Regions from separate parts of the Homo sapiens genome. Here regions 1 and 2 are each linked to region 3. Evidence: read pairs that join two places in POLR2A ChIA-PET (ENCODE). Cell type or tissue: GM12878. All regions are shown on one strand. Links, peaks and the distances in the headings refer to the core of each region. The heading gives the core; the rest is flanking DNA. Region 1 has its middle 9.8 kb from the start of SKAP1. Region 2 has its middle 14 kb from the start of HOXB1. Region 3 overlaps SKAP1 (src kinase associated phosphoprotein 1).

Region 1 (2,500 bases), core at 1-2,500, 130 kb before region 3:
TTCCTTGTTGAATCTCATTCTGCAAGGGGAATCTTATGGACCAGCTCCCTCTGGGAAGAAAAATGTTTCATGCAACCCTATGAATCTCATCTTAGTCCAAATCTTTTTTTGTTTGTTTGTTTGGTTTTTGTTTTTGTTTTTTAGAACACTATACTGGAAAAGTGAAAGAATCAGAGAAGCAGGATAACTGGCAACTGAAGTCGGCCAGCATCTCATGTGAATTAGAAATGGAATCGGGGTGCTAGCATCCAAGTGACCAAAGAAACTCTTTGCTGAGGTTGCATGGAGTTTAAGGAAAGAGGCTGTGGGGTCCTCCTTTGATGCAGCTACATTTCCCTCTGAGCCTCTGTCTGTTTCCTGTCAGTTTAGTGCAAAACTCTAGTCTACTACTCTGGGCTGGCTTAGAAAAAATGCATCCTGGTTTTGTTCCAATTCAGGATAGAGGTGGGGAAGTCCTGCTGAGCCTCTCCCACAGTGAGCCTTCCCCTCACCACTGGCAGCACTGACACCAGTGACTAGCATTCATTTCTTGGGGTATGAGTCCACTGAGGGTGGGAGGATCCTCACATTAACCATTATTGGGTACCATCTTAAATTGCGGACTTTGGAAGCCCTTGGCCTTCCCTTTCCCAGGCATTTTCTCCTTGGAGTGAAGATGTTGAAAGTTGGAGGTTAAATGACTTGCCCTAGGTCACAAGGTTGGTGGCACAGCAGGGATGAAAACCTTGGCCAATCTTCTGAGTCCTTGGTCAGACCCTTACGCCACAGCTGCTCTTTGTATAAGGGACAGTCTCACCTCCCAAGGACACTGCGCAAGGATGCCAGATATTGATATGACTGTTGTCCCAGTCCTCAGTGACCTTCTACATCCTGCAGCCTGCTCAGACAGTAGAGGAAGCAGCTCTGGGGCAGAGGGAACTGCCATATGTAGAGCTGCCCTGGTGGAGATAAACAGGTTGTCTGTCAACGTATGAAGCCTATGTAGGGCCAGGACCACAGAGCTTCCATTGCAGGAGAAATTAAACCTGTCTTGCACACCAATCCCAGTGCTCTGATTACATTTACAGAGGTCATGGCCTGCATTCTGTCACCATGGAAACCTCTCAGGCTGCCAGGGTGTTTTCTGTGCATGTGGTTGATATTTAAAGGCAAAGTCGCAGGCCGCATTGCTGAACTATCAGCTGCCAGGGGCAATTGCTCTCCTCCACCAGCCCGCGTCCTGGTGCTTCGTCCCAGAGATAAGAGGAAGGGGAAGAGATGAAGAAAAGGGCCCACCTGTCTCTAACAGGAAGGTCTTTTTAGTAGAGCCAGGTTTGTAGGGAGTCAGGCTATAGGGTGCAGGTGCTGGGATAGCAGATGAAGGGCAGTAAAAAAGGGCCCCAACATTGTCAGAATATAAGCATTTTCTCGCAAGAACACAGGCCCTCATGTTTAGTGCATCTCATTTTTTCTCTGATTCCTCCTCCAACTCATGAGCACATGTCATAGTGGCCATATGGAGCTGGGGAAGCCCCCTTTGCCTGAATGCCCTTGGTGGTTTCTATTTTGCACATCTGGTAGCTGCATGAATTGTGCTGATAACAATATAGCTTATGAAGGATCCCTACTTATTCTAAAGACCCCATAGCACTGTCCTGGAAAAAGCTATCATGGGAGTGACTTATCAGGAGTCCCAGGTGTTGGAAGAGGTAAATAACACCAGATTCAACAGAGTAAGAAAAGAACACAAGTGCTGACTTGGCTTGTGACCATCAATTTTTTCTTTCGTCTCAAGACAATTATTTCCACACCATTGAATGAAGTGTAGATAACACGGGCACCTTAATAGGCTGAGAGCAGAGGCTGTTTAGAGGAGATTTCAAGCACTGTGAGCATAAAATGAACATGAATATTCTGCAATATGCATCTTACAATTTGTCATTAAGTGGATGGCCTCAGTGATGTGATGCAACAGGCTTTGATTGGAATATTGAGCTCTGAAAAAGGAAATTCTGCATCAATAGTCTCATGATGCAAAATATCACATATTACTCAATAAGAAGTGTCATTGTGTTGAAAGTGCAGATGCTAAAAAGTACAGCAGCAGATAGGAACAGCTTGATCCACAAGGCACTTTTCTTTAGGAATTTACAGCCATTCCCTGAAGCTACTCAATTGTCCTTGGAGGTAGAACATGGTATAGCCTGAAATTACAATTCAGGAAATGAAGTGGATCTGTTTGATTTAGTTTCTAATCCTTCAAACTATGAAGACTTCTTTATGATGTTTTCTATTTCTCCACTTATTTATCTTTTCATTCAACTTCTCATTCACTCTCTTTTCCCTTTTTCTTTCTCACTAGCCTCATCTCTAGGCCATCAACCCTCCCACACACTCCCCAAGTCGTGTCCGTCTGCCACAACCCCAGCCCTTCTGTAGAGCTTAGCCCTGCTGGCAGCTCTCCAGACTAAAGGGACTACAGACTCCTAGGATATGATCTTCTTTCTGATTGGTTCTTTGC
Region 2 (3,259 bases), core at 10-2,509, 210 kb before region 3:
CTGCCTCAGCCTCCCAAAGTGCTGGGATTATAGGCATGAGCCACTGTGCCCAGCCCCAAAACTCAATTTTCAATCCCCACACTTGAGTAGGGCAGGAGAGACGCTGGACTAGAAAGAGTCTGAGCAAAGCAGGAAGGCGTCCCTGGAGGATAGGTGGGCTGGGATGGGGCAAGGCCTGAATCCAGCATGGGGTCTCCATTCAGAACACTCAAATCCAGTAATCTGGATGTTGGAAATGGGAATTACAAAAAATGACTTTGAAAGACTCTGAGTGCTTGCAGGTTCCCACCCACAGTTCGCACGTTTTACACCCATTGAAAACCCATTGAAATCCACACCTGGACACATTGCTGCAGACTTGCTGGCCTCCCTTACACATTTGCAGACCTATCTGTAAGCAAGCATTGTTGCCAGGCATGGTGGCTGATGCTTGTAATCCCAGTACTTTGGGAGGCCGATGTGGGTGGATCACCTGAAGTCAGGAGTTCGAGACCAACCTGGCCAACATGGCGAAACCCTGTCTCTACTAAAAATACAAAAATTAGCTGGGTGTGGTGGTGCACACCTGTAATCCTAGCTACTTGGGAGGCTGAGGCAGGGAGAATTGCTTGAACCTGGGAGGCGGAGGTTGCCATGAGCTGAGATCACACCACTGCACCCCAGCCTGGGCAACAGAGCAAGACTCCATCTCAAAATCAAACAAACAAGCAAACAAATGAAAACACAAGCATTGTTCCTTGTGTTCTCAGTCAGAAAACAAACTGACCTTGTACACAGTTTTGCAGACCTGGTTTCTGCATAACCAGAGAAAGCTGGCGAGGGAGACAAGTATTGTTAATTATGAGAAAACAGTCTCTTTCTCTTCCACCCTCTGGAGTTTCTATTTGAGCCTCAACCTCAACCTCGACCTCCTGGGCTCAAGCTAATCCTCCTGCCTCAGCCTCCCAAGTTGCTGGGACTACAGGCATGCACCACCACACCCGAGTAATTTTTTTCTACTTTTTGTGGATATGGGCTCTCACTATGTTGCTTAGGCTGGTCTTGAACTCCTGGGCTCAAGTGATCCTCCTGCCTTGGCCTCCCAAAGCATTGGGATTACAGGCATGAGCCACATCTGACCTCTTTATTTTTTTCAAAATCAAAGGAATATGGGAGACTGGAAAAAAATTCAATGCAGATTTTGCTTTATTCTTTTTCTTCCTCTAGTCCTCTTGTACACAAATCTCCAGACAAAAACAATGCCTTAGGTTTCCATTTAATTTAATAGATACCATAAACCTCTTTTTCAGTATTACCTCTGCATTGGGCAGGCGCTGAGTTGCTCTCAAAGTCGGATTCCTCCCTTAGTAAACAAGAAAATACCCACTTCCCTCTTTTTATCCTTCCCAGAACCTTTAAGTTTAATTCTCAGTTTTGTTTTTGGTGACGAGTGTAAATGTTTGCCCAGTCCCTGAGAAATAACTCAGATTCTTCTCTTGGGTCATGTGGAAACCTAGAGGAGCCCTCTTCCATCCTCTCCTTTCAATTGAGGCAGGCTTTAAATCTCAGCTGGAGGCTGGTTGCAGTGGCTCACACCTGTAAACCCAACACTTTTGGAAGCCAAGGTGGGAGGACCCCTTGAACCCAGGAGCTCAAGACCAGCCTGAGCAACATAGGGAGACTGTCTCTATAAAAAAATGAACAAAATTAGCCAGGCATGGTAGTGCATACCTGTAGCTACTCAGGAGGCTGATGTGGAAGATCGCTTGAGCCCAGGAGGCAGTCTGCAGTGAGCCAAGATAGCGCCACTGCACTCCAGCCTGGGCAACAGAGTGAGACCCTGTCTCAAAAAACAAGAAGACTGAGATGGTGGGTTTTTGGTTTTTTGTTTGTTTTCTTTTTTTTTTTTTTTTTTGAGACGGAGTCTCGCTCTGTCACTCAGGCTGGAGTGCAGTGGTACAATCTCAGCTCACTGCAACCTCCACCTCCTGGATTCAAGCAATTCTCCCTGCCTCAGCCTCCCAAGTAGCTGAGATTACAGGCACCCGCCACCATGCCTGGCTAATTTTTGTATTTCTTAGTAGAGACGGGGTTTCTTCATGTTGGCCAGGCTGGTCTCGAACTCCTGACCTCAAGTGATCTGCCTTCCTCAGCCTCCCAAAGTGCTGGGATTATAAGCATGAGCCACTGTGCCTGGCAGAGATCACTATTTATAAGGAAGACTCCCATAATGTTAGGCTGCTGTAAATGATAGAATGGTTCTTTATATGGAATGGGAGTTTGCCTTCTTGGCACTTACACCCATTGATTCTACTTCTTTGTTGCCCTCTGGAGCCAACACAATAACTCTTAACTCCTTTTCCCTACGCTACCTCTCCAAATATTTGAAGACAGCTGTCCTGTGTGCCCATAGGTCTTTCCCTCTGTTGAGCAATATACATTCTCAATTTCTTCATTTGTTCCTCCTGAGACCTGATTTCCAGATCTTTCCTCACTCTGTTCTTCCTTCCTTAGTTAATATATTCTATAAAATGAGGTATCCAGAACTGAATAGAAAATATTGTATAATCAGATAAATTCTAATACAGTGAGAATACTATATCCCTTGAGCTAGCACTGTGTTTCTATTGACATAAGCAGGATAGCCGGGGCAGGGAAGGACTATGGGGCAGGCTGGGAGTGAGAAATGAGAGGAATTCTCTTTCTCTTGCAAATTGTGTCCATCTACTTGAGCTCTGGGGCTGCATCAGTCACTGATACCTTAATCCATACAAATCTCCAAGCTCAGAAAGGGAGCTGCCACATCAGCAGCCATTTGTGGCAAGCAAACATTTGCCGAGTAGAATCTGTAATTTATGAGAAGGGAAAGGAGCATTAGTGCAGAGAAACAATGTGGACAGGTGAGAAGGAGAGGCCCTGTTATCTCAAGGGAAGGAAGTGCAGATGACCTAGGCTAGGGAAGCTAACTATTTCCACTCCTCTTTTCCATTGCTGTTCAGGTAATTCCTTCATTCCTCCCTCCCTCCCTTCCTCCCTCCTTCTCTCTCTTCCTCCCTCCCTCCTTTCCTCCCTCCTTCTCTCTCTTCCTCCCTCCCTCCTTTCCTCCCTCCTTCTCTCTCTTCCTCCCTCCCTTCCTTCTTTCCTTCCTTCCTTCCTCCCTCCCTTTTCCTTCCTTCCTTCCTTCCTTTTTCCTTCCTTCTTCCTCTCTTTCTTTCTTTCCTCTCTCTCTCTTTTCTTTTCTTTTCTTTTTTAGAAACAGGGTCTAGCTCTGTTGCCCGTG
Region 3 (6,608 bases), core at 1,588-4,087:
AAATCAATATTTTTTTCTCTTGCCTTTTTATTTCTTACATTGAAATTATTATTTTCCGATTTGGAGGAAACAAAATACATTTTCCCCAAATGCTTTTTGTTTCAAATTAAGAAATATGATTATTAATGTCAGAATAAACAACCAGCATTTTAGATGTCGATTAACTGTTTTGCATGTATATAGCAATGTACAGTCTCTAATAAATCTTACAATTAAATGTGCAGCCCTTCATTAGAGTGAAAATATGAACAGCTGTAATCATACACATTCTATTGACAGAAATTTAGTTTCATTTGTAATTTTTCACATTGGGAGAGAATGAGAGATGAATTGGAACCACAATTGTTTCTGTAACTGTGGAGTTTTTCTTCACATGTACAGAAGGACAACAAACCAGTGTCTCTGACTTCAGGGTCTAACAGCAGTGATTTGCCTCAATTTTCTTCTCTCATGAAAGTAAATTTCTCTTGGGAAACATATAAGGCTTTGGCTAGAAAACCCGTAGGACAGACACCCCAAACTGTAGCAAATAACAAATTGATGCATTTCTTCAGTACATCTGTTCGTTAAAGGGTTTTGTTAACTGATGTCTGGAACTGGCATAAAAGAAAGAGTTGCTAAGAATATAGTGAAAGTTGGTGCATGCAGCAAAAACTGCTTCTGATAAAAGATATTGCTTTTGGTAATGCAACCATATTGCTCAGAATGGAAAGAGGGTCTTTCGAAGTAGTATTTGTGCAAGTGCAGGCAAAACCAAGACAGGCTTCCCTCAAAAATGGTGCCAAATTGTCATTGCCCAAAGATTCCTTTCCACCTTCCCTTATTCCAAGCCTCATTAAAGGTGCAAGGCCAACATACCAAGACAACATTTTCAAGTAGTTCTAGAGAGTTAGGCTTGAAATTATTCCAAATAGAAATAAATGGTCAGGACTAGAACTAGCATTTGTCTACTAGGCACCTAGTAGTAGCTGACAGACATAATAAAGAATAAAGAGTTGCATGACAGTATAGCAGGTATTTAAAAATGTCATACTCTTCTCCTTGGCTATTGAAAATGGATTTGATTATCTTTCTTGGTCTCTGAATATGTATTTCCAAATAGATGGGAGGTTTCAAGAGAGTATATATGTGGACATATATGTATATATATACCAACACATATGTATATATTTATATCTGTGCATAGAGACCCTTCCTTATACAAACAAGGTTTTATGTGAATGCAGGATTTTGTGTCCACATAAGCCTTTGCTCATGGTTGAATTATTACAGGCCACCTTAAGTTAAGGATATTATTTATATCCTTAGAAAATTTACTTGAGAATTGTCAAGGCCATGCTTACTGGGGAATTCAAAACATTTATTTATGTTAGAAGCAGGGGACTCATACGTTCTAAGTTTAACAAGAGGCTTAACAAAGTTATATTCTGGCATGAGTAAGCTCCTAAAGACTTTTTTTTTAATATAGTGGAAAAGTAACATGAAAATATTTACAATACAAATATCGGAACCAAGTTATTAGAACCACTACTTATGGTTGTTTTTTGCTTTAGTAAAATGATGCATTTTTTAAAGTGTTATCTAAAACCTGCTTGAGATTTGGAAATCAGCAGTTTCTTTTTTTAGTGTCATATTGAAAGTAATACCATGAATTGGGATGAAAATGCTAATTTTTTAAAGTTCTTGAGGAAGAAAAAGCCCATACACCGTCAGTTACCCCGATCAGAGCTCTCAGGTATCAAAAAAAATGATACTTTTCAGGTCTTTATGAAATCTATGAAAGTTTATTTTTCTCAAGTGATTGTGTCATGAAGTACTTGTCAAGGAGGAACTGAGCTCAAATAAACAATAATAATAATAACAAACATTTATATGGCTTTTATTATGTAACAAGGACTTTTGTAAGTGCTTTATGTATATTAACTCATTTAATCCTGGCAAAAATCCCATGAGGCATAGTTCCTATTTTTATCTCCATTTTACAGATAAGGAAAACGAAACTTGCCCAAAGGTTAAATAGCTTCTCTCCAGAACAGAAAATGAAAAACTGTGAGAAATTAGGACTCAGACTTTTAGAAAGACCTTCCATGTAATTGGATGAATGATTTGTCTTTCTATGCCTATTTCAGCTGTAGAAAATTATGATGTCTTCTATAAAAATCACATTTATGAAATATGCAACATGTTTGCTAAGCAACAAAAAGGAAATATGTAATATTTCCACTCCTTTTAAAGCCTTGCAGTATTGGAGATCACTGTTCTTCAATGATGGCATGATGTGGGACTTCTAAGAAAGTTTTGCAAAGTCTTCTCATCAAAACTCTCTTGTGGTAAAATATCAAATCCAAAAGTAGGTCTAGTTTAAGTGAGAATAAGTTGTATACTTTTCTTAAAATTTGACCTTGTCTAGTCTATGACTATGTTCATTGACAACAAAATTAGGTTCCTCTGGAGCCTTTTATTATTTTTCTTATTTTACTCTAAGGATAGCTCAGTTGTACTTTTGGAAGGATGGGTGAAGAGAAATTAGGCAAATACAAAGGTATTTTTCTTTCTCCTATTTTTAAAGACTAATTTTGCATTGTATCTTAGTGTACCAGGGTCTTGGTCATAAGCCATTTACTTCACAATGAAAATAATGGCATTTATAGATCATAATTAGCTCTGAATTGTAGTCCGCCTGGAGAACTCAGCAAAGGTGTACATCGATTGGCTTGAGAGAAGGGATTGGGGGAGCCACCTTGTGGCTGGAAGACGACCCAGCAGCCTCCAGGACTTGCTATGTTCAAAGTAGAAAGGAATGGAGATGAGGCTAGAAACCAGAGATAAATCAGAAATATCAATCACTAAATATTTGCGGAAAGTGGTAAGGGATATAAATAGAATCTATAACTACAATAACACTGAAGCTGTAGTTGTAAATATACATTATCCTCTTTAATATGACATAGAGTAGATTGAGAACTGAGAAATTATTAAGACCCCCACACAAAAAAATTGGAAAAAAGAATGAAAACATTTAAGTTAAAATTATGTTCATTTTGTAATTCAATAAAGAAATCCCAGAGACATATTTTTAAATTTAATGTTGTTTTCTAAAGCACAGAAAAAGCCCCACAGACATCTGTTTGCATACATTGTGTGTCAGGCAACATCAGATCTGAATGGAATTTATCTAAATTTTATATGCATGGCTTGATGTAAATTGAAATAAATTGTACAGCATACTCTGCGTGGACATATTGGTTTTTCCATAGCTGCTTGAACTTTTAACCCCAGGGCCTGAGCCGGTCACACGTTGACCTGTCTGAACTCTGCTGGTAGATCCAAGTGTGGAAGGCTGACCTTGCATCCATGGCAACCATAAAGTAGGGTCCATGACTCTTCTCTCCCTTTCTCTCTCTTTTCTCCACACTCCAAACAAAACAAAACAAAACAAAACAAATTAGTATATTCTCGCACAGTCAGTCAGTGTAATCTTGGAATAGTTCTACCAAAATGCATTTTGCCCCTAACCTAAGCTCTAAGCAAAGCTTTTTCAGCTTGCTTGTCAGATGTTAATGAAACTTTGAAATGAAAGCCTTTATAAAAGTTAATGGAAAAGACCCCTTCCTGGGACACATTCAGTTTGCTTGTCTACTACTATAATAAAATATACTTCACATACTCATATATTAAGTAATGTTGCTATAGGTATGTTAGACATGCAGATGAAAATTATACTTGTCTGGGAATTCAACATAATCCTTCGTGGGTGGATTAAAAAAATACTTACATAAGGTTTTACCGCTACCTGCAAAATCCCTATCAGATCTAATATTTTCCAGTGTCATGGAATGATGTATCCGAAAGGAGTAATAAGCATTAGGGATCTAGAGTTAATTTCTCTATTATAGGTTGTAGTCTCCATTTTAATGAAGGTACTTTTACACTTTTGGTTTAATTTAGATGATCTTTAAATTCATGTACCAAAAATTATCACTTTCACAATCTTGATGGTAGTCTAAAGGTGTTATTGATTCATTCTAAAATTGAAATTCTGTTCATAGGATGTATTTGTGGTTCTTCATTTATTAATGCAAGAAGCATTTGTTGAATACCTACTATGGTAAATAACTTCAACTAAGTACTATGGGTGATTTTTTTTAAAAAAGGTGTGTAACTGGTTATAAGGAATTACAGTTTTGTTGCAAGATATATTATTTAGAAAGAGAAAAACTAGAGAACAATTAGACAGCAGTGACAAATGCATAATTGTTTAAAATTGTGTACCAACTGACAAGGAAATGTGGCGTAATGGAGTGACCAACTGGGAGTGGATTTAATGAAGTAAGTCCTCTTATGAACAAAGCCTTGAAAAAGGTGGTTGTCCAGGACCACTAAGTAGACATTCTAGGTGTGGGAGGTTTCATAGAATAAGCAAAATCTGGGGTTGTGTTGGTAATGTACAAGAGTTAATAAAGAAAAAAAATGACCAGAGAAAATGGGATATGTTATACTGGGAATAACAAGTATCTTTGAATGCTCATGGACTAATCTGCCATCTTTTCAGATCCTGGGGTCTCTATACATACTTCAGTTATTTGTTTCTGAAGGTTTTGCAGCAACAAAAATTTTTAACACATTTGTCAGATTTGAGTTGTAGAGGCCTCTATTATCCTGTTTTAGAAAGAATAAAGAAAATTTTAACTTCTAGAAGCTTTATGTATAACTTGAAAATCTCAAATGTTCCACAACTTGTCTTTGGGCAACTACAGGTAACAGGATTGATAGGAGAAGAGTCTGGTGAAACTAAAGTTTTCATTTAGAGAGCCCATGAGGTAGTTTAAAAACAGCAACAAAAAAGCCACAACAATTTTTTTTTGGTCAGGCCATATTGAAAATAAAAAAGGCAATATAATGTAAGCAAGAATCAGGAAATTCTCCCAGTCTGCCTCTAGCAAATTCTATGAACTTGTGAAGTTACTTTATCTCTGTAGGCCAGAGTTTCTTCATGTGTAATAATAAAAATATCTCACATTTACTGAATCCTTACTTTATAGCAGGCACTAGTGTTCTAAACACTTTCATTTAATTCTCACAACAACCCTATCAGATAAGTACCATTATTGTTCCCAGTTGACAGAACTGGAACTCAGGGAACAGGAAAGTGAGGCACTCCATCTTTTCCAGCATCACTCCCAGCTAATCTAGCTTTAGACTTTACGTCCTTCAGCCACTAGACCAGAGGTCAGTAAACATTTTCTATAAAGGGCCAGATAGTAAGTACTTTAGGCTTTGTGGTCCATACAGTCTCAAGAGCAGCAAATGCGCAAATATATCATAGTGTGCAAGTGGCCTTAGACAATACGTAGATGGATGATTGTGGCTGTGTTCCATTAAAACTTTTATTATAGGCCAGGTGCAGTGGCTCACACTTGTCATTCCAGCACTTTGGGAGGCCAAGGTGGGAGGATCACTTGAGTACAGGGGGTTGAGGCTGCAGTGAGCCATGATTGTACCACTGCACTCCAGCAGCCTGGTCAACAAAGTGAGACCCTGTCTCTTTAAAAGTAAACAAATAAATAACAACAACAACAACAAAAACTTGACACTGACACTTGAATTCCATATAATTTTCACATGTCAAGATATGATTTTTCTCCAACCATTTAGAAATATAAAAATCATTTTAAGCTTCTAAGACCTACAAAAAATGGTGTGGGTGAGATTTTGCCCAAGTCATAGTTTGACAATCCCTGCACTATACTATATTGCCTCTCAATATACAGAATAAGGAGTTGAACCTGATGGTCTCTAGTTCATTACTACTATTAAAGAAAAAAATTTTCCCAGTCAGAATGGATTTTATTAAAAAGACAAAAGATAACAGATATTGGTGAGAATGCAGAGTAAAGGGAATTCTTTTTGTTAAAGAAATTTTTTAATTCAATGACTTCCTAGCTCCAATGGTAGGGTTACTACTTTGAATTCAATACTGTGTAACTAAAGAATTGAAACCTGCCTTGGAAAACAAGACTTCCCATAGCTTGTCTTTGGAAAACAAATACTACATCTAAAGTATCTCAGAAAGATGAATAATTACTTCTGTTTAGTTGATATTTTGAGAAAGATGTTTCATTATATCCTTTAAAAAGCCACTTTATGTTAATGGCTGTTCCTATCAGGTTGTGTTGCTCATGTTTAGTCTGAGTCTCTCGTGATACAGCAGAAGCCCATTAGCTCTAATTTTTAGAAGTGGAGATGAGCTTGTCTCTGTCTTCTACACAATTCTACACTACCTTCTATAACTTCTACATCACCTCCTGCAGCTGAAATTAAGAATTTCCCATCATTCTCCCACACTTTTGTTCTTTGCTTATCTACATTGCTTTCTGTTCTTCCAGCTATTATTGTAACTTTCAAAGGAATCTACTCCAAAATGTCTTTATCCTCTTGTATGATAGAACCAGGAATTAGACAGGTTAGAGACTTCCTTTCCTTATCTGTATTTAAAAGTTGGATTTTCCAAAAATGCATATACAAAAATGTCTGTAAGTGTCATTATTACATAAAATAAGTGTTTTTTATAGAGGTCCATTATGCTTAATTTATAGTTACTTTAGTTA

What was found. ChIA-PET counts read pairs that join two places held together with the same protein. Peaks named below come from ENCODE experiments on the same cell type or tissue, not always from the same donor. Only the 100,000 strongest peaks of a DNase experiment are listed, where the experiment ranks them.
Region 1: POLR2A ChIA-PET joins it to region 3 with 6 read pairs; 2 of 35 experiments call an interaction of 5 or more read pairs at or near these places.
Region 2: POLR2A ChIA-PET joins it to region 3 with 5 read pairs; 3 of 35 experiments call an interaction of 5 or more read pairs at or near these places.

Annotation. Positions count from the first base shown.
Region 1 is chr17:48,438,748-48,441,247 of GRCh38, reverse strand. It overlaps a transcript of SKAP1 not described here. Among named protein-coding and RNA genes, the nearest start is that of SKAP1, 9.8 kb to the right of the region's middle. In GM12878, for the core only: no CTCF peak of the experiment used is centred there; DNase peaks (open chromatin) are centred at 1,062 and 1,552; H3K4me3 peaks cover 544 bases; H3K27ac peaks cover 2,121 bases.
Region 2 is chr17:48,515,830-48,519,088 of GRCh38, reverse strand. No RefSeq gene overlaps it. Among named protein-coding and RNA genes, the nearest start is that of HOXB1, 14 kb to the left of the region's middle. RefSeq lists an enhancer at 2,051-2,561. In GM12878, for the core only: no CTCF peak of the experiment used is centred there; a DNase peak (open chromatin) is centred at 1,392; H3K27ac peaks cover 550 bases.
Region 3 is chr17:48,304,137-48,310,744 of GRCh38, reverse strand. The region is part of intron 4 of SKAP1 (src kinase associated phosphoprotein 1); the gene reads left to right. It overlaps SKAP1-AS2 (SKAP1 antisense RNA 2), which reads right to left. Exons shown (of 2, transcript NR_131240.1): 2 at 2,916-3,414. Among named protein-coding and RNA genes, the nearest start is that of SKAP1-AS2, 13 kb to the right of the region's middle. In GM12878, for the core only: a CTCF peak has its summit at 2,746 (motif pointing left); a DNase peak (open chromatin) is centred at 2,724.